Linked DNA regions of Homo sapiens: region 2 is linked to region 1. Evidence: chromatin loops called from intact Hi-C (ENCODE). Cell type or tissue: ascending aorta. All regions are shown on one strand. Links, peaks and the distances in the headings refer to the core of each region. The heading gives the core; the rest is flanking DNA. Region 1 overlaps PTPRD (protein tyrosine phosphatase receptor type D). Region 2 overlaps PTPRD (protein tyrosine phosphatase receptor type D).

Region 1 (10,720 bases), core at 1,470-9,469:
TACTGTGGTCAGGTGTTTGAGAAGTCCCCGCTGCGGGTGAAGAACTTCGGGATCTGGCTGCGCTGTGACTCCCGGAGCGGCACCCACAACATGTACCGGGAATACCGGGACCTGACCACCGCGGGCGCTGTCACCCAGTGCTACCGAGACATGGGCGCCCGGCACCGCGCCCGGGCCCACTCCATTCAGATCATGATGGTGGAAGAGATCGCGGCCAGCAAGTGACGCCGGCAGGCTGTCAAGCAGTTCCACGACTGCAAGATCAAGTTCCCGCTGCCCCACCGGGTCCTGCGCCTTCAGCACAAGCCACGATTCACCACCAAGAGGCCCAACACCTTCTTCTAGGTGCAGGGCCCTCGCCCGGGTGCGCCCCAAATAAACTCAGGAACGCCCCGGTGGAAAAAAAAAAAAATCTTTATCCACTGACGCATAACTTGGAGGACCATGGTGAGAATTAGTGAGGCCTGACCTTGGTACACAGTGACTCAATTTCAGGCTTTGAATCAGTTAGTCCTATCAGAATGCTACAAGTCAGAGTATCCTGGCAAGAAATTTACTATTGGCCATAATAATGAATAACGGCCCTAATTAAAGCCTAAGGTGGATCAGATGAGAAGCGGGTCACAAACCTAAAGAGATGATCTATATAATCTACTTGTTCTTGGACATCCATCACTTCAGGAGAAAATTTTTGTGTCTCAGTTATCAGTGCCATCAAGAGCAATGATTATTTTCCATATTGTAATCAGAGTAATCCTAACAAAGCACAAATATAATCATCTTTACCTTTCCCCTTTAACAGCTTATTGGGTTTTTTTTTGTTTTGTTTTGTTTTGTTTTATATCACGGCCTCCTTTATTCTGCCCTTTGCAGACACTAGTCATATTCCTTTGAGCCTTGGCACAAGCTTTTTTTTCTGCCTGTTGGCTCTTAAATCCCAACATCACTAGCAAACTCCTAAATACTCCTGTTGCTTCCAGGAAGCCTGACCTCCAGATAGCTTGGTGCGCAGTAGAATACCTCCCCATTATAGGATCTCTGTACAAGGTTTTTCTCCTAATCCTTTACATTTTCTCCATTCATTCCCCTTGCTATTCCTAGAACCTGCTAGTCAAGGTCCTGCCCTAGGGTCTTTGGACTGGCTGTTTTCCTGGCCTGGAATACTCCTCCCCATGGCTAACTTCCCTACCTCCTTCAAATCTTTGCTTAAATGTCACTTTCTCACTGACCTGACTACCCAATTTTAAATCACATCTGAACCCCTACCCACCCCCATCATGCACCCTCCTGATTTCCCTTACTCTGGTCTTTCTCCCACCATAATACTTAGGTCACCTTTGAACACATAATATACTTTCCTATTTATCAATTGTATTGTTTATTATATTGTATTTATTGTTCAATTTCATAATTTAGAGCCCCCTAGAATGCGACCTTAATGGTGCAAGATTTTTTTTTTTGTCTGTCTTGGTCACTGTTGTATCTCAAAAGCCTAGAATAAAAAGAATATCTCTGAAATGAATGAGTTGCTTAAGGACCTATATACAAGACATTCAAGAAGAAAGAGAGAAAGCTCACACTTCCAAGACCTGAACAATATCTGTGAGTTAAAATGTGAATGCACAAAAGATCTATGAAAAAAAAAAATAGCTGCTGTAAATTTAAGGTAGCAAATTAGAAGGTGTCATCAACTAAGCTCAGCAGAAAAAGCAAATCCTACAGCTACATCGACCAATTATGAGCCTCTAATCGCTGCCAGGACCTCAAACACATTATCCCAGTTAATTCTCACACAACACATAACAACTGCAGGATGAGGTTCTCACACCCATTTCACAGATGAGCAACCTAAGATTAGCCTGGAAGCTACAGGAGTGCACAGACCCTACCTGTTCCCATCTTGCCATCATACCACCAGCATCCAGCGATATGCTGGCGGGCAGTAGGTGTAGAATATATAGAAGCTGCATAAAATTAAAAAATATATATGCTCAGAGAGGTTAACAAACTTGACCAAGACCACTTATCCAGTAAATAGCAAAATACAGGATTTGAACTCAGATCATTTTATTTAAAAACCAATGCTCTTCCCACCACACCATATTTCTTCTAACTAAAGTTATAAAACACATACGGACCTACAAAAATGCAACAGTCAGGCCAACGATCTACCACAGTCATTCCTCAGGGCCTCTTAACAGAGAAAAATATAAATTGATATTCCTAATTAGTGTCACCTCAATAATCAAGCAGCAATCATGTTTCATTTGATCTCTTTAATATTGAGACAGGCAAAGTACATTCTAGAGACAATTACAACAAAATAGATAAGTTTAAAGTTTAGCACCAAATGTTTAGCCTTCAGACAATTCAAAAGTCATTTTCACAGAAATAGTACACAGACATTACAGTATGAGTAAATTCCTGCTTCTACTTAGCTGCTCACTTGGGCAATGCCCTTTGGAGCACTGGCCCTTGAAATGCTAATTCACTGGCTGAACTACTGTTCACCTGCTCTTTAGCCTTAACAGGTCTGTGGCTTCACATTGGGTAGCCACAGCAGTCCCTAAGAGAAAAAAGGAGCTCCAGCAACCAAGCTATTTAATTGCGAAAACCGCAATTACCTTTGCACCAACCTAATAACCTAATAACTTGACTCCAGAGGATGGATGAAACCAGGAGAAGAGAGGGGGAGCCTCTCTCCCCACCCTTGGGCTAGGAGACACCTAAGGTCTGTAAACCTGGCATTGTTAGAACCTACAAGGAGAACCAAAGGATTTAAATGAATAATTCATCATCCCAAATTCACATTCACTAGAAGTATCTATGTAATTGTGGTTAAAGTACTTCAAATGTGTCCTTCTGCTTCATATTTTAGTGTAAGATACTAGGTAATAGAATCCATTCTCTAATTCACTTTACACAAACAGAATCAGCCCAAATGTTTGCTGCCAATTCTTACATTTCCTATTGTTAAGCACAGAAATAGCTGGAAACTGCTGGTATTGAGAAATTTTATTCATTTCAGTTCTACAAATTTCTAGAGGCCCTACACAGAGATTGAAAGCCTATAGTCGCAGACGAGATCCATCCCAAAGATGTACTTCCTTTAGCCTCAATATTATTGTAAAACCTAGGGGATGGTTCACATATAAACCTAGACTTTAAGCTGCACTAGGAAAATCAAAGGATCCGGAGCATGCACTCCCAAATAGGAAGAAGAGAATGGGTGGTGGCTTCCCTCATGAGATACAACACAAACTTTCGAAACAGTTGAACTGGCCTACCTCAATAATGAATGTTACTCTCCTGGTCACTGGCTGTATGGAAGGCCCAGTATTGGAATGTAGGGGGTTGGGGGTGAGGCAGAATCTGAGATGAATAAATAAACTTGTATGAGAATTGAAAATTTTAGGCTGGGCACTCTGGGAGGCTAAGGGGAGCAAATAGCTTAAGCCCAAGAGTTCAAGACCAGCCTAGACAACGTGGCAAAACCCCTTGTCTACAAAATAATACAAAAAATTAACCAGGCATGGTGGCATGTGCCTGTAATCCCAGCTACTGGGGAGGCTGATGTCCTTGAGCCCAGAAGGCAGGGGTTGCACCTGTACCCCATCCTGGGTGACAGAGTGTGTCACTGTCTCAAAAAAGAATTAAAGAAAGAAAAGTTAGACAAATACATCTAAAAGTAACATATGAAAACTATGATACCTCTAGGAGAGACACAAAAACCGTATCAATGTGCATTAGGTGTGTTGGGGGGAGAAGCAGGGATGGAAGAGAAATACACAAAGTGTATCCTCCCCAACCTACGTCTCATCCTCTCTGGCTGTCCCTTCTATGACTCATCAAGCACTTATAAAGTCAACTCATCATGACATCCTGCAAATTCCACCTCTTGAATAAGTTTTGTATAGGGTCCTTTGGTATCCCATATTCAAAAATACAGTTCAGATCCTCAAGACCCTCATTCTATTTGACTTCACAGCAGTCTCCTAACTGGTCTTCCACCCTCCAACGCATCCTCCACATAGCTGCCAGTGACCTATTGAAAATTCAAGTCAGGCCACAACACTTCCCAGTTTAAAACTTTCACTGGGTTCCCTAGTAATTTGTAATACTCAGCCTCACTTGAGAATAAACTGAGGGGCATTTTTTAAATTAGCTATGCTTGATCCTCACCTTCACATGTTTTTATTAAATTAGTTGGTGTGGGGCCTACATGTCTACATTCTATTCCAAGTGATTCTGATGTTTTATCAAGTTGAGAATCACCGTTTTACCGGACAAGTTCCAAGATCATTAGCTTTGCCTTAATGCCCTCCACAATTTCTCTGTCTCCGGCACACCTATGAACATTCCCTGTAAATTCCAATAAGGAACCCGCTCCTGGTAGCATCCTGTGCATATATCTACCTCCTGCCCTGAATTCCCTTTATTATAATTATCTTTACCACTAGTCTGACAGCAGTGACTTGGGTCTATCTTCCTTGTAACTCAAATGCCTGCAACATAGTGAGCACTAAATAAGAGTGGATGAAGACAGCAGAAAAAGATGGACCTGGAAGAGGAGGTGAGACCTGAAAGGCAAAGCTGTGAAGTAAGAAAGGGAGAAGGGGAGAATGCTTGTAAAGCTGGAAAATCAGAAAGCACTTTTTGGGCTAGCAAAATGTTGGTGATCATAATTTGTCAAAGCTTTCTTCAGGCTAGAAAAAGCAATCTAGTGGCCTGAGTAAATACACCAAAGGGATTTAAGCCAATTATTCCCTGCCCAGTAGGGGTGTCAGATTCATTTGTTAAACTACAAGCTCTCTAGAGAAACTAGATCTCAGAACGCAAGTAACTGTTTTATTATAATTATCATAATACCCCTCGTTTCCCTCTCACTCCAAATCACAACAATTGAAATGAAAAAGAAGTATGTGTTGTTCAGTTGCTAAATAGTCTTTTTATAACCTTTTCTGATGTAGTTTGGATTATTTCAGAAATAGTAGTTCTCCACAGTGGTTTCTGCTGCTTACATCAAATGAGTCATGCTGTGGGGCTCTCACTCTTTCCCCTGAGAGTTTACACCATAGTTGAATAGACTTAACTATTAGTCATTTTCCTTCATATTAAGCCAAGAGTTTTGTTTAATCTAATTAGTCCGCCTTCTCTATACAATTCTAAACAACCTCAGTCCTTACAAGAATATAGGTATGCCCTTCCTACATCTGCAGAAACGTGTGCCTCCTATTTACTGCCAGGACAAGCTGACCATAGTTCGTTCTTAAATTTTCCCACGTGAGCCAGGGATTCCAATTCTGAACCTTCTCATTCCCACCTCCCACAAAAGCGTTTCAGTTTGCTGGCACGATGGAGCGTAGTGTTATTTCCGAGCGTTTGCTGCTGGATCAATGGTGTTTTCTCATTAGTTTTATTTTGCTTTTGATTTATAAGCACCAAAATGGTACAGAGTATATCTACACCAGAAGCATCTATAATGTGATCAAATTCACCATGACTTTTGTGCTTTTATTTGCCTTTATGAAACCAATCTCAGGCTTCGAGACCCATGATTACAAACTGTTTCTTCACAGACCCCTTACAACTTTCCAAGCAAATGTAATACTTTCCAGCACTTTTTTCCTCTTTTTTAAGATGTTCATAGCTCCAAATGTCAGGCACACCGTGCAATGAAAACTATCCCTCAGCTGATAAATTATTCATTTTTCAGGAGTTTGCAATTTGAAATGGCACTAACAGCTGAATACCTGAAGCACCCCCAAAAGACATGAAGAGCAATAACATGCAAAGCTTTTTCTGCATACATTTTAAAGGTTAAGCGCCATTAGACATCTATGTTTATCAAGAGATGTGCTCCTTGAACATATTTCTTCTAATTAATCTGCTCCCAATAAACATTACTAACAAAGCAAAGTGATAAAGGAGGCTAATCAAACTAATCTCTTCCCTTTAACTAACTTCATCAGGTTAAACAAGGTCCTTTGCTGATATTCTCCACTTTCTCCTGTCTGATGAGGAGTTGCAGGTGAGTAAGGTCAAAAGCAGGAGTGATCAAACTAGGACTCTTGAACAATCTGGCCCACTGCACGTATTTTTAAATAAAGTTTTATTGGAATACTGTTTTACCCATTTATTTTGTATTGGCTGTGGCTACTTTCTTGTTACAGTGGCAGAGTTGAATAGCTGTGATAGAGACCCACAAAGCCAACAATATTTACCATATAGCTCTTTACAGAAAACATTTGCTGACCTCTGGTCAAAAGGCATGCAAAATGTATAAGGCTTTTAAAATGTTAGCGCCAAGTAGGGCTTTAGCTAATGTATATCAATGTGTTCATTTACTCTAAAAAAAAGAAAAAGAAAAAAAAAAAACCTTGCATTTAAAAGTGTGTTATCTAGAATACCATCTGTGTTACAGTTCCAGAGGAAACTGCAGGTCTAAGATTGTTCCTCAAGCTGGTAGATGCTTCATTTTGATAACAGTAATCACCATGTGTTTCAGCTATTTATTGCTGTGTTAAAAACCCCTTCAAAAATGGCTTAAGGCAAAGATTTCTTTGCACATGATTCTTCCCTCCAGGCCTCAGCTAGAAGATTTTAAACTCCACCTCCCATGTGGTCACTCATATGGCTTATAGTCATGAAGAAGAGGCTGGACTCTGGCTGGAATGCCAAGATGGCTTGGCTCTTATATCTAGCTCCTCACCTGGGACAGCTGCAACAGGTGTGGGCTGGCTGAGTATTTCTCCCTCTCTGTGGGGTCCCTTCAGCAGGGCAGTTGAGCATCTTGCTATGATGACTCAATATGTCAGAGAGTGAAAGTAGAAGCTTCCAGGCTGCTGAAGGGCCAGGCCCAGAGCTGGTGTACTACCACTTCTGCACCCTCCTATTACTGATCAAAGCCAGTCAGGGGACTAACCCACATTCAAGGAGTGGGGAAACGGACTGCACCTTGATGAGAGGAACTGTAAAATATTTTGGCCATGATTTCCAATTTACCACACCATGATGATGAGTAAAAAGTGACAACATGATCACAATGACAAAATCTTGAAAGCAGACCTTACTGCTGACAATTTATAATCAAATTGACAAATAAGAACAAGAAAGCCTAATAAAAGAATGGAAATCATTTTATAGTGAAACACTAGTCACACAGAAATCAAAAATTTCCAAATTGATGTGTTTTTTTTTAATTGAAATTAGAAGCCATTCTAAAAGCCACTCAGTGCTTCTCAATTCTTACACAGTGTGTAAGCTGTGACTGTGACATAACTTTCCTCCATGACTCTAGGGCCTGAAGATGACTATCAATGAGGGGCATAGTAACTACAATGAACCTGGATAACTCTGGACCTGATGCCCACTGGCATCTCTTGGGCCCTCTGGCTGCTGTGCATTTTGAGCTCTCTTGCCTGCTCTTTTCAGCTGTTCTGCCTCTTCTCTGGACAGGGAATCATGAGTGTGTGTTTTAGGTCCTTCCCCATCACCTATTCACCTTTTTGCTCTAGGCAGGTCATCTACTCTGACCCTTGGATTTTTTTTTTTTTTTTTAATCTGAGAAGTGAGGAGGATAAAAATTATGTTGCCTACACTTAGAATATTCAGGAACAAATGAGATTAAGAAGATAAAGTGTTTAAACTGGCTGGGCGTAGTGGCTCACACCTGTTATCCCAACACTTTGGGAAGCCGAGGCAGGGGGATCATCTGAGGTCAGGAGTTCGAGACTAGCCTGCCCAACATGGCAAAAACCCCATCCCTACTAATAATGCAAAAATTAGTCAGGCATGGTGGCACATGCCTGTAATCCTAGCTACTCGAGAGGCTGAGGCACAAGAATCGCTTGAACCTAGGAGTCAGAGGTTGCAGTGAGCCGAGATCACACCACTGCACTCCAGTCTGGACGACTGAGTGAGACTCCATTTCAAAAAAAAAAAAAAAAGAAAGATAAAGTGTTTAAATCATTATTCAAGTATTCAAGTGAAAGGTATCACAATCACTGTGGTAATTAATTAAGATAAAATTAATTTTATTGATAAAAATAAAATATTAACAAAATTAATATACCATAAAATAGTTTATAATAATGGCTAATGTTTATTTAGCATTTACTATGTGCAAGGCATAGTACTAAACACCTTACATTGCTTAACCTGCTTTTGTCTTTACAGCAATCCTATAATTATCATCTAATACTCCAGACAACAAAAACTGAGACATAAAGTGATAAGGCAATCTGCTTCTGGTTTTACAGATATTACACAGAACTACGATTTCTCTTTCCCAATTCGCACAGCTGATTTCAAGAGCTTGTGAAAGGTCTATCATATTTCTAACAAAATTTCTCCCTTCCAAACCCCATATTAATTAGAAGGGCATTATCTATCTCTCCTAACCTCTGCTCCAACCTTCTGTTCCAAAGCTTTCACAAGCAACATCAGTGGTTCTCAATTGGGTGATTTTGCCCCCCTCAGGGGACAGTTCTCAATGTTGAGAGACCACTGGGTTGTCACAACTGGACTGTAAGCTGCTTCCTGAGTAGAATTCCTTGATAAGAAAAATCATCTCAATAGGTCAAAAATGTTAAATAGCTGATTTCTCCATACATTAAGTATTACTCTGTGTGTGTGTGTGTGTGTGTGTGTGTGTGTGTGTGTGTGTGTACAGAGAGAAAGAACAGAATGAAAACTGAACCTCACAGGACTTCACATTCAGGATCTCATTTAAACTTCACAGGAGCCTGTGAGAGCTGTGAGCATTGCCAAAGGGTCAGAATTCTCCTACCTATTCTCAATTATCCTCCCAGGAGAATTGAGAAAATTGCTCCTGGTAGGCAAGGGAGCCATTATTTAAGGCAAATCTGGTTACTAACACCATGTACTATTTTAGAGAAAACATTTAAGTTATGGTTTAATAATCATTTTATGTATTACCTTACATTCCCATTGGTCTTAAAATAAATCCAAATATGTTAAATCATATAAACAATAAAGGGTTTTTTTTTTTCTTAAATGGAAGAAGTTTACCAGGAAATATTTTATTAAAAAGCTTTAATCTATATAGGGACTTCAACAAATCACTTAGGAATCCTATTGCTGTAATTTTGACAAAATGGAAGCATATAGGGAAAAGCCCTATTGAAGTTCCTTTCTTCCCTGCAATTCTATGTTGACCATCACCCTCCAATAACAGCCTTACTTTACAAATGTACCGTCCTTCACTATCTGCAGCTATGGATATTGATGAAGGAAAGTGTAGACTTAATTGCATGTTTCCAATGTAAAACTATCATCTGCTTTAAAAGAAAAATAAAACTGACCAGAGATAACGAGCTAAAAGCAGACATTTGTGCTTTTATTTACCAAAGTCTTTGGTGTTGCAAGTCTATATCGGCTGGTGCAAAGAAAATTTCAGTTAAGCTGTTTAGACAGTGAGTTTATAACTTGATCAGGAGGTTGTATCAAACCTTCAATGCACTATTTGTGGAAAAATATATACACATTTTGTCCTAGTAGAGAACAGTAGTACCTAATTCAAGTTTAATAAATAGATGTCCCAATAATATATGTGTTTCCCTACATACTCTCCTATACCTAGCCCAGCAATCCGAACCCTTTATACGACCTCCAGGGCCCCATGATGTGTCTCCTGGACCTTATTTTGTCCTTTGAACACACTAGGCTCCCTCCTTGCACTAAGGTCTTTACACTCATTCCCCCATCTGCCTGGATGCTCTGAACTCCATTTTTTCATAGCTGGACCCTTCCCATTCTTCGGCTCAAGTGTTGTATCTCACTCAGTAACACCTTCCTTGACATATGACAAACCAAACCAAGACCTATCCTCTCCCTTCATATCCTCTCTTACTCTCATATTACATCATGCTGTTTTACGATCTTTGCAGCATTTATCACTCTCCAAAGTCACGCCGTTCAGTGACTTGTTGCCCATAGCCATGTCTTGCTGCACTGCTCCTTTCTCCACAACATCCCAACTAGAATATAAAGTCTGTGGTAACAGGAATCTGGATCTGGCTTATTGGAGGCACACTGTAGTCATGCGCTGAATGAAAAGTATTATTACTTTTAAATGAAATGTTACTGAAATTTGTTTTAAAAGATAAGTATAGATATTAGAGGAGTTTCTATCAACCTAAAATCACTGTAGATTAAAGGTTTAAATGACTTTTAGTGACAAACAATGGCATTTTATTTTTCTCTCACTCCTTTATAAGCATCTTAAAAAGGTTTAAGTATATGTTTCTCTATATATTTATCTTTACACACAAAAAAACTAAGAAAACATACTTGGTTTAGTAGATTTGTTATACTTTCCGTATTTTTAGCTTAAAAGGAATAGATTGTGTGCTATTTTTTAAACTGACGATTTAAGTACTTAGTGTATCTTAAAGCCACATTTAATAACTGTAGTTACTGTAAATAACTGCCACAGTACTATGTTGATTTTTGAAAACCTATTGCAAATTGTACAGTGAATTTAAAACTTTTATGAGAGAACAAAGCTAAATTGTAATGTCTTTTGTAGTAAGGCACTGAACTTCATTGTTTTAAACTGATTCTGGATTCCACATTTTTAACAGATATTAACAAAAAGATAAGTTTAGATAAAACTATCTGAACTTCATGATTAAAAAGTGAAATTACAAGACTGAGTAAAGATAAATTTGGGGGGAATTTTTTAAATGCCATGTTA
Region 2 (10,720 bases), core at 838-8,837, 67 kb after region 1:
AGGAGGATGCGGGATGGTTAGCTCCAATTTCACCAACCACTTTTTTTTTTCCAGTCCCTGATTAAAAGATTCTGCAGTTTATGACCAGCAAAAGGCTTTGCCTTGGTACCACTTCAAGACTGAAGGAATGATACAAGAAAGAGAATTTATCATCGGCAGGGGGCAATCAGCTGTCCAGAGGTGCACTCTTTATCTAAAGAATCTTAAGAGTCAGGGGGCTGCTCTTTAAATGACTTTGGCAACTCCTCCAGAAGGCTTAAAAGCTGTCTCTGAAGCCTGTGGTGTGGTATCCATATTAATCCATTTGAGTGAAAATTACCAGTTCCAAGGAAAATACCCTTAGGAGATAAAGGTAGTAAGGGAAAGAAGAAAGACACAGTCAGGAGACCTGTGTCCTAGCTGAGAAAAAGATATGTCAAAAGATTTACTGAAAACAGAAGGCAGGTTTTAAAGTAAGAGTACAACTCATTAGTATAGGAAAACAGGAAAAAAGCATTATCCAAAGCACTAAAATAAAGAAAGAGTCAAACTCTATCATTTTCTAAGCTTTTAAAGGTCACATGGAGCACTATGCTAATATTTTGCAATAATGGACTCTGGGGCAGTGCTTTAATGAAATGAAATGAATTCCAAGGCTCTCTGAATCTTAATCAGACTGTGCAGGGGATGCAGGAAGGTCAGGCTGACAAGCAAATGATGCAAACTATACTTTCATATTACAATGAGTACGTTTTCCCAAAACAAGTTTAGTGTCTTCTCTATATTTAAGGTCCTAGTAACTTATCACATTGTGAAAGGTCCTTCCATGTCACTCTGTATGCCTAACAGGCCAGCAAGTGGGTCAGCTCATGGTCCATCCATAAGACATTCTAGTAAATCAATTTAAAAGTATGGTGTTAGCAGTGGACATCCTCAATTTCTTTTTTTTTTTATTTTTCAAACGGACAAAAACTGTATATATATTATGCATATTATGTATGTTTATTATGTATACATAATGTTTTACGTTTATGGTATAAAACATACCATAATGTTTATGGTATAAAACATACCATAATGTTTATGGTATAAAACATACCATAATGTTTATGGTATAAAACATACCATAATGTTTATGGTATAAAATTGCATATGTGTACATATACAAAATATACATGTATATATTGTGGAATGGATCAAGCTAATTAAAATATCTATGCCTCACTTTTTGCGGTGAAAATATTTAAAATCTACTCTTAGCAATTTTCAAGTTTATAATACATTGTTATTAACTGTAGTCAACAACTTTTTTATGGTGAAAATATTCAAAATCTACTCTTTTAGCAATTTTCAAGTTTACAATACATTGTTATTAACTGTGTCACCATGTTGTGCAATACATCTCCTGAACTTACTCCTCCTATCTAACTGTAATTTTATATCCTCAATTTCTTTTCATCATATGGCTAAAACATATGCCAAACACCCTTTTCAAGGTAAATGGGAAGGGAACCCTCAACCTATTTCAGTGCTGAGACACTCATGAAAACAGAAATACTTAACGCTTTTTTTTTTTTTTTTTTTGAGACGGAGTCTCGCCCCGTTGCCCAGGCTGAAGTGCAGTGGCACAATCTCGGCTCACTGCAACCTCCACCTCCCGAGTTCAAGCAATTCTCCTGCCTCAGCCTCCGGAGTAGCTGGGATTACAGGCGCACACCACCACCTGACTAATTTTTATATTTTTAGTAGAGACAGGGTTTCACCATGTTGGTCAGGCTGGTCTCGAACTCCTGACCTCGTGATCTGCCCTCCTTGGCCCCCCGCAAAGGGCTGGGATTACAGGCCTGAGCCACCACGCCTGGCCTACACTTCTTTTTCATGTGAAATTCAATAGTCTACGTAGCCAGAAAAGCTCCAAATAGGTAAGCAGTGATGTTTTATCTCAAAATAGGTTTCTTCTCTACCCTTGCAGTTTTTCTCCATCCAACTAAATCTTACCCATTCCTCAAGACTCAATTTCAGTTTTAAATTCAACAACCCACCACAAGAAGTTCGAGCAAATTACAGCATATCAACATGACCAGAATATTAAACTTGAAAATATCATATATGAATCATAACGAAGAACGGAAATTTTCATAAAGAAATCCATTTTAAAGTCAGAACAAAAAAAGTTCAAAATGATTGTAATTATATAAAAAAGTTGTACATTGACATTCACAAGTGAATGAATAATGACATAAATAGAGCACAATGTTGGAGTTATTAATTTCCCACAAAGTTAAAGACTTTTCCTAGTATTAGTAACTTTCTGTATATCATAAAGTAACTGGTGTTTCCTACTCAAATTCAACTGAAAAGTATGAAGTCATTACGGTTTATTTTGCTACATGATGGATGCTGTACTGAAGTTTTATATGTATTCTTTCATTTTATCCCCAAGTGATTCTATGGAGTAAATAAATACTATTACTTGACACCGTTTTGCAGATAAAAAAGCCCAGGCCTACTTAAGTTACATAACTTGTCAACGGTGACATTGTGACAGAAGTAGGAATTTAGTCCCACCATACCCTGGTCATTAGAACACACTACCTCATACCTCAAGGTGAAGCCCACTGGTGCTTGAGAGTGGCCACTGCTTTGGTTTCCCAGATTGTTAAGATGACAAACGGCTCAGTTCCGTTTCAATATTGCAGTACTGGTCTGATGGCTGGATTCTACTGTCATAGGATTTTCAACTGTATTTTATTCCTTTACAAATTCCCAGATAGAGCAGGAGGGCAGGTAAAGAAGACATATTACCCTCCAAAAAAGAAAAATAAAAAACTTGAGCATCGAGACACTCAATATTTACGCTACCCCTTCAGTGCTATACATCCTAACACAGCTTAAAGTTTTTATTTTACTCACAAGTCCTGCTGCTTTGGTAATTCACGAAAGGGTTGTGCGCCTGACCTCTAATGATAATTCGTCATATATCCTCATGCTTTCTTATTGGAGCTGTGAAACAATGAATTAGCAACAAATCCTCCACTCTTTGCCCCTTCAGCCCTTGGAGTTTAACTCCTCTCACATTACAGTATTTATTGAATTTCCCAGCCAAACGGTGTTGTGCTCCATAAAATTCTGACAAGTGGACTCTGCCAAGCTAATAATGGCTTCATTCTGCTGAAATAAACTTATTTCACTGTGGCAAACAAAACGACATGACCTGGAAAGGTTATTTTTAACTGGGTAATGACTCAGTCCCAACCAAGCTTTTCTCTCAAGGTTCCCAGTTTTAAATAAATTTCATTTCTTAAACGTAAATGCATGCTATTACGTGTGTTCTTGTCTGTCAATCTTTCACAATGAAGTAAAGGCAGATATTTTCATTGCTTAAGGTGTATGATTCTCTTTATTCAATAACTTGGTCGGCTTATCAAACTATTCCCAAGGATCCTGGCATAGAGAAGCCACCCAGAGAACCTGAAAGACAAGGCTACATAAAGAAGCAAAATCCTTTTAAACAGAATCTGGTTTTATTGCATTTTTCTTTTAATTAAACAGCGTCAGAACCTTTCCAATTCGGCAAAACTTTTAAGAGTGTGCCTCTGAGAAAGAGCTCTTATCTCATGTTTTTAAAGCGTGAATAAATTTTGCTAAGTTTGCTTAGCCTGCTTACCAAATAAAGATATGCCAGGACAAATTTCTCTACATCCACATTAGTTAACATCCCCCCTGTATCTTAAACTCTCCATACCAAAAATGTCTGCTACTAAAAAGTTTGAAAAGCAGAAACACGCGTTTTTCTCTATACTGCCTCCATATCTTACAGTTATCATTTACATCTTTTTATCTTGCACTGCGAGCCCCTCAAAAACAAACAAATGAACAAACAGAAACAACTTCCATGATAAGGTCAAATTTTCTTCAAGTTTCAAATGATCAGGGACTCCGAGAGCACCATTACAACAGCTGGGATCTTGTACCAACATGCTGCACCCTGCCAGTCCTGCCTTCTGAGACTAATAAAAGAGAAAACCCTTGACAGCTAACAGCTGGGCTCCTTATGAAGCTGTTCAATAGAAACAACAAGGCCTCCCACAGCCCACCAAAAATCAGGACTTGGTGTATAGACACAAATATGTACAAGAAAAGAAATTTGGTAAGAGGGAACACATATTTAAAAGAGACTGAAACAAGGAGATGATGAAGAATAACAGGGGAAAAAAACACTAATCAATGAAAGAGAAACCCAGTCATACCGGCATAACTATTGAAGATGTTAAGAGTTAGTGCAAAAGGAATTACCCATGGTTTTAATCTGGCTGGAGTAGGGGACTTGTATTACATATGATTAGCTACAAAGGCAAAAGAACAAGAACCTTTTCAGTAAATTCACATAGTCATGGTTCTGTCCAAACCACAATACAAAATCCTGAATATCCTTTTGATGACCTATAGTGTGTATTCACACTTGCAGTAAAAGAAACTAATGTGAATCGCCTTACTATTGCTTCCTGCCAGCCCCTCTGCCTCCATATTAAAGACCATCAGCTAGGCTGTGGCTACCAGCTACAACTCCTCAGTCAAAGCCATGTCACAGAATTACTGCCAGTCGGCTTAACAAATAAAGTACAAAAATAAAAGCACACTGAAGCCATATAAAAGTACTGTGGCTAAACAAGGAGTGGTTATGCTGGCCATTGAGTAAAAATATCTGTAATTCCTTCAAGTTCAGTAAGTTAAAGTAAAGCTTCAAACTAGGGTAGCTGAGGTTATAGTCAATATACAGATAATACAAATAGAAACTAGCAAAAGCATAAGGAACACAAAAACTCTCCTGTAATGTATTACAGATGGTTTTTAAAAGTTTCTATGGCTACTAGTAAGGAAACAAAAGCAAAATCTTTTTCCTTTATAATGTGCACTTTAGATGGCCCAACAGAATCACTTCCAATTGCTACAGATAGATAACAAACACCAGACAGGCAGTCTGAGAAGCCGCTTAATTTGTTGTGTGTGTGTGTGTGTGTGTGTGTGTGTGTGTGTGTACCTCATACACATTGTTCACCGCTAGTGGCAATTCAGATACTGACCCAGAATATGAACAAGGTAGGGTGGGAGGGATTCAGCATTACTATGGAAAATGGCCATGGAACCATTCATAAATTAACGACTCAGAGATAATTGAACTTGTTCCTGTGTTAACTATGAGTTTCATTTTGTTAAACAGTCAACACTGAAATTGTTTTAATCCTATAAATTCAACTAAAACAATTACTGAAGTGTGTTCAATGCCGTGGTTATTTCTATTTTTGCAGGTATTAGGCACTATGTTTTGAAATTTGTTCCAGGCAGACAAAAAAGGAAAAGTTTGGAGTTCTTTTTTTTTTTTTTTTTTTTTTTTTGAGACAGAGTCTCGCTCTGTCGCCCAGCTTGGAGTGCAGTGGCTCCATCTCAGCTCAACTGCAACCTTCGCTTCCCGGGTTCAAAAGATCTGTTCTCCCACCTCAGTCTCCTGAGTAGCTGGGATTACAGGCGCCCGCCACCACGCCCGGCTAATTTTTGTATTTTTAGTACAAACGGGGTTTCACCACGTTGGCGAGGCTGGTCTGGAACTCCTAACCTCAGGTGATCCACCCGCCTCGGCATCCTAAAGTGCTGGGATTACAGGCATGAGCCATCACACCCAGTCAAACATTTGGAGTTTTATACCTGAATCCTCAGGGAAAAAAAAGGTGGGGGGGCGGGGGGCGAGGGGTGTATTTTCATTAACAAACTGATTCCCAGAGCGTGAATCTATTTTAAGTATCTCACCTAAGGAAATGTTTATTTCAATTATGATACCTAGGTGTCTGCTGAGGAAATATAAAGCATGGTGAGAAAACTACTTTATTTATTTAGAGACAGGGTCTCACTCTGCTGCCCAGGCTGCAGTGTAGTGGCAGCTGGGACTACAGGTGCGCACCACCACGCCCAGCTAATATTTTCTTTTTTTTGTAGACAGGGTCTCACGATGTTGCCTAGTCTGGTCTCGAACTCCTGGGCTCAAGCAATCCTCCTGTCTCAGCTTCCCAAAGTGCTAGAATTACAGACATGAGCCACTACGCCTGACCTGAGAAAACTATATTAAACAGCCCAGAACTTACACATTCCTATTGCTATTGCATCCTTTTCCATAGTTACCTTGGGAAGCTAGACACTCATGCTGCTTAAGCAGATTTTTCTAGCAACACTTTCAACACACAACTTCTAGCTTTACTCAGCTTCTAGTTACTCTACTTGAGCAACAGCAATATGGAGTCAAAGCTGCTTTGAGGATTATTATTTCTCTAATATTAAAAATGGGTACTAACCCCTTAAACATCCCTCATTTCTGACGATGACAATTTGTTCCCTGCCCTTTATCTTAAAATTTTTTACCTTCTCATTTTCCCCCAGTTGACATGTATAATTTGTGCCTTTTTCTAGTCTATTAATGTCTAGGACAGGGGTGTACACAATAATCTATATTGGTTAAAAAAAAGATATTGAATAAAGCCTAGATCCATCTGGATCTTTCTCAATCCCCCTGGAAAGATATGTGAAATATCTAAAGTTGAAGAAGGTAGAGAAACGGAGCAGGAGAGAAGATTAGAGGGGAGTCATGTGGAGATGACAGGAGGGGAAGGAAGGAGAGATGGGACAGGACAGGAAGACAGGAGAGAGGTCCCTATTAGGTCTCATAACTACATCTTTGCAAGTATGTGTACTGACTCTACCCTTTATGTCATGTCTGCCCCAGCAACACAACTCATGCTGCCTCCACCCCAGTCATCTTCCAAATGAATGATGGATAATCTTGCTTACTATAATTTCAACCTCTAGAAAGGAAGCATTTTGCACCCTATCACCTTTTTTTAAAACTCATTTTAACCCTATCTACAAGTGTTATTTACATTTAAAAGGTGCTTTTTGCTAACTTTGAGAAGTAAAAGATTTGCTAACTTTGAGAAGTAAATGAATCCAGTTTAGTTACTTACTTTTGTGAAAATGTTCCATTACATCAAAATAAGGGAGAAATTTTTTTCTTAATAACAGGATGTATCGAAAACATTCTGTGCTTGATCACATCTGTTATTCTGCATTCAAAATTCATTTAGGACAACTAAATTAAGAAAGCAAAAAATGGTTATGAGTAACCATGGCCATAATGGAAAAACATAGCCAAATATTTTTGGTTCATATAAGATGATTTTTTTTTTTTTTTTTTTTTTTTTGTGTGTGTGTGTGTGAGATGGAGTTTCGCTTTTGTCGCCCAGGCAGGAGTGCAATGGCACAATCTCAGCTCACCACAACCTCCGCCTCTCAGGTTCAAGCCATTCTCCTGCCTCAGCCTCCCGAGTAGCTGGGATTACAGGCATGCACCACCACGCCTGGCTAATTTTGTATTTTTAGTAGAGACGGGGTTTCTCCATGTTGGTCAGGCTGGTCTCAAACTCCCGACCTCAGATGATCTGCCCACCTCAGCCTCCCAAAGTGCTGGGATTACAGGCATGAGCCACTGCGCCCGGCCAAGATGATATTTTTTAACTTAGCCTAAAAACGTTTCCCTTAAAATCAGCAAAGGAAAAGTTATGGAGGAAAATCAAAACAAACATCTACACTGATGACATTTCTTATCATTCGAATCAGCCATAACTGTTTTCAAGTGCAAAATCAAATTTAAAATATCAGGAAAAATAGCCCAAGTCAATCCTATTGCTTCCAACCCACTTCCGAAGAACAGAATTCATTTATCAACCAACTGTTTACTCAGGAATTGATGCAATGTGCAGTACAACTTTGGAAGTTCATGGAAATTTAATCCAGTACAGGCAAGATGTCTTACATGTTATGATGTTCTTATATCACCAATTTAATGTTTACTGGACCTTATCAATGTCACATTACTTTACATAAAAATAACTTTATCTAGCTATATATATGCATCACAGTTCACAGCTAAAACAGACACAGGACTGAGTCATTCCAATTATTATAAGAAGCAGTACTGTGAGAGGCCAGTAAGAAGCATTTGCTTAGAGGAAGCCAGTTGACTGCCTGAAGGATGACTCCAAAGGCATCACCAAAGATGCCATTTTATGGGCTCAATTAGAGTATGAGTAAAGGCACCCCGAGACACAGATTATACTTAATGCTTCTACTAATGAATTGTTTTTTCAGCATTTGGCCCAAAAGTTCTCTCTTCTCATCTGCCACATTTTGCAGCAGAAGCCACCATAGCTGATTGGCACAGAGGTGGTTGTCTGACCCAAAATGTGTCAATGAAAATGTGGGACATAAATGGAAACAGACTTCCTTCAGTAGTTGGATACATGATATGTAAAGCTCAGGAACTGTTAGTAGCCGTAATTCCCACTGACCTGCTCTGTAGAAAAATGTATGAATTGATGTACACATAGCAGTAGAATTTCAATCTATTCCTAAGGCTGCATCCCTGCCTTAAGGTTCTGTGACCCATATTAGCACTCCTGTCTTCTTTGGTGTTTGTTTTTAGCTAGTTCAAGTTTAAATTCCGTTATTGGCAATGTAAATGCCACTGGGCATTTAAGAGGTGGTTTAGAAACAGTAGAGCAATTTTTTAAACTGCTAGTACCTTATTATTGAGGGGCAAAAAAAATCAATTTAATGAGTTACAATCAGAAACATCTTTAAAAAAAACCAGAATAGCAGAGAATTAGCATCCCATATCGGGAGGGGGTGGAATTCAACCCGTGTCTCACACCATACACAAAAATAAATTCCAGGTGGATTGAAGACTTAAATGTGAAAATTAACACTATAAAACATTTAGAAAAGACTAGAGTGTATCTTTGAATCTGGAGGGTAGAAAGCAGTTCTTAAACAAGACACAAAAAGAACCATATGGAAATGACAGATAAATTCCACTATACCTTCTAATACACTATACAATACTATACAACTCACTTTCATTGTGTTTATTATTTATTTACTTGCCTTTTTCTTTTTTTTGAGACAGGGTTTCACTGGGTCACTCAGGCTGAATTGCAGTGCTGCCATCATCACTCACGGCAGCCTCAAACTCTTGGGCTCAAGCAATCCTCCCGCCTTGGCCTCCTGAATAGCTGGGACTACAGGCACGCATCACTATGCCTAATATTTTTTTTATTTTTTGTAGAGACGGGATCTCACTACGTTGCCCAGACTGGTCTCCAACCCCTGACCTGAAGTGATCCTTCTACCTCTGCCTTCCAAAGCATTAAGATTACAGGTGTGAGCCGCTGCACTTGGCCTCATTTATAAAAAAATAAATAAATTTATTATTTATTATACATTGTCTTTCTTGTCCAATAAAGTGTTAGCCTCAGGAGAGTAGGGAATCTTGTCTGTTTTTTGTTTTATTTTGTGTTTTTGAGATGGAGTCTCACTCTGTTGCCCAGGCTGTAGTGCAGTGGTGCGATCTTGGCTCACTGTAACCGCCGCCTCCCAGGTTCAAGCAATTCTCCTGCCTCAGCCTCCCGAGTAGCTGGGACTACAGGTGCCTGCATCTGTTTTATTCACAGATACATCTACAATGCTTTGTACGTACTAGATGATAAATTAATACTTGTTAAGCATGTATGAATATCTAAGCATACCTTAGTCACAAGAGAAAACATTTTTTAGTGTGGATTGAGGTTAAAAGGTTGCAAAATATTACATTAGATACATACAATTTGTATATTTGCTTAGTATGTAGGGAAAGGAAAAAAAAAAGGGGGTAGTGACAAAACAGAAATGTTGTACTTTATTCTATAGACCTATGCTATCCAAAGCTATTTAAATTAATTTAAAATTAAAAGTAAAAATTCGGTCCCTCAGTCTCACTATCCACATTTAAAGTACTCAACCGCCACGTGTGGTTACTAGCTCTATACTGGACAAAACAGAAGATACAGAACGCTTTTGTTATTGAGGAAAGTGATAGTAGGCAGTGCTGCTATAGCCAATAAAGACTCACACCATATTTGAAGCTGGTGAATATCAAGATTACATCAGGATTTTTAAGGCAACTGGCTTCTATGGAGAGAGTGAACTAAAGGCAGAAGAAAGTAGAATCCTCAAAGAGGCCAATTACATGGAAATTAAAATGGTAAACATGAGAAACAGTGACAAAGGATGTAGAAAGAATACAATGCAGAGGAGAAGACAATTTTTTTTTTCCTTTTTCTTTTTCTTTTTGAGACAGAGTCTCGCTCTGTTGCCCAGGCTGGAGTGCAGTGGCGTGATCTCCGCTCACTGCAAACTCCGCCTCCCAGGTTCAAGTGATTCTCCTGCCTTAGCCTCCTGAGTAGCTGGGATTACAGGCGCACACCATCACACCCAGCTAATTTTTGTATTTTTAGTAGAGACATGGTTTCACCATGTTGGTCAGGCTGGTCTCGAACTCCTGACCTCACGATCTGCCCACCTTGGCCTCCCAAAGTGCTCGGATTACAGGCATGAGCCACCATGCCCAGACTTTTTTTTTTTTTTTTTTTTTTGAGACAGAGTCCTGCTCTGTCTTCCAGGCTATAGTGCAGTGGGGCGATCTCGGCTCACTGCAACCTGTGTCTCCCAGTTTCAAGCGATTCTGGAGGAGAGAAATCCAAAGGAATTTCAGAGCTACTATCATGAGGGTTTGTGGACTGAACATGAGATTTGAGGGGAAAGAAAGGAACGTGAGATGACTGAGGATGCTGACTGGCTAACTAGGTGACTGGTGAAGAGA

What was found. Peaks named below come from ENCODE experiments on the same cell type or tissue, not always from the same donor. Only the 100,000 strongest peaks of a DNase experiment are listed, where the experiment ranks them.
Region 2: it touches region 1 in a loop (10-fold over the local background); 2 of 110 quality-filtered maps call a loop at or near these places.

The regions. Positions count from the first base shown.
Region 1 is chr9:8,713,497-8,724,216 of GRCh38, forward strand. All of the region lies in intron 12 of PTPRD (protein tyrosine phosphatase receptor type D), which reads right to left. It also overlaps the pseudogene RPL18AP11. Among named protein-coding and RNA genes, the nearest start is that of PTPRD-AS1, 140 kb to the right of the region's middle. In ascending aorta, for the core only: no CTCF peak of the experiment used is centred there; a DNase peak (open chromatin) is centred at 5,039; H3K4me3 peaks cover 1,078 bases; H3K27ac peaks cover 2,490 bases.
Region 2 is chr9:8,781,053-8,791,772 of GRCh38, forward strand. All of the region lies in intron 11 of PTPRD (protein tyrosine phosphatase receptor type D), which reads right to left. Among named protein-coding and RNA genes, the nearest start is that of PTPRD-AS1, 72 kb to the right of the region's middle. In ascending aorta, for the core only: no CTCF peak of the experiment used is centred there; no DNase peak of the experiment used is centred there; H3K4me3 peaks cover 3,234 bases; H3K27ac peaks cover 4,473 bases.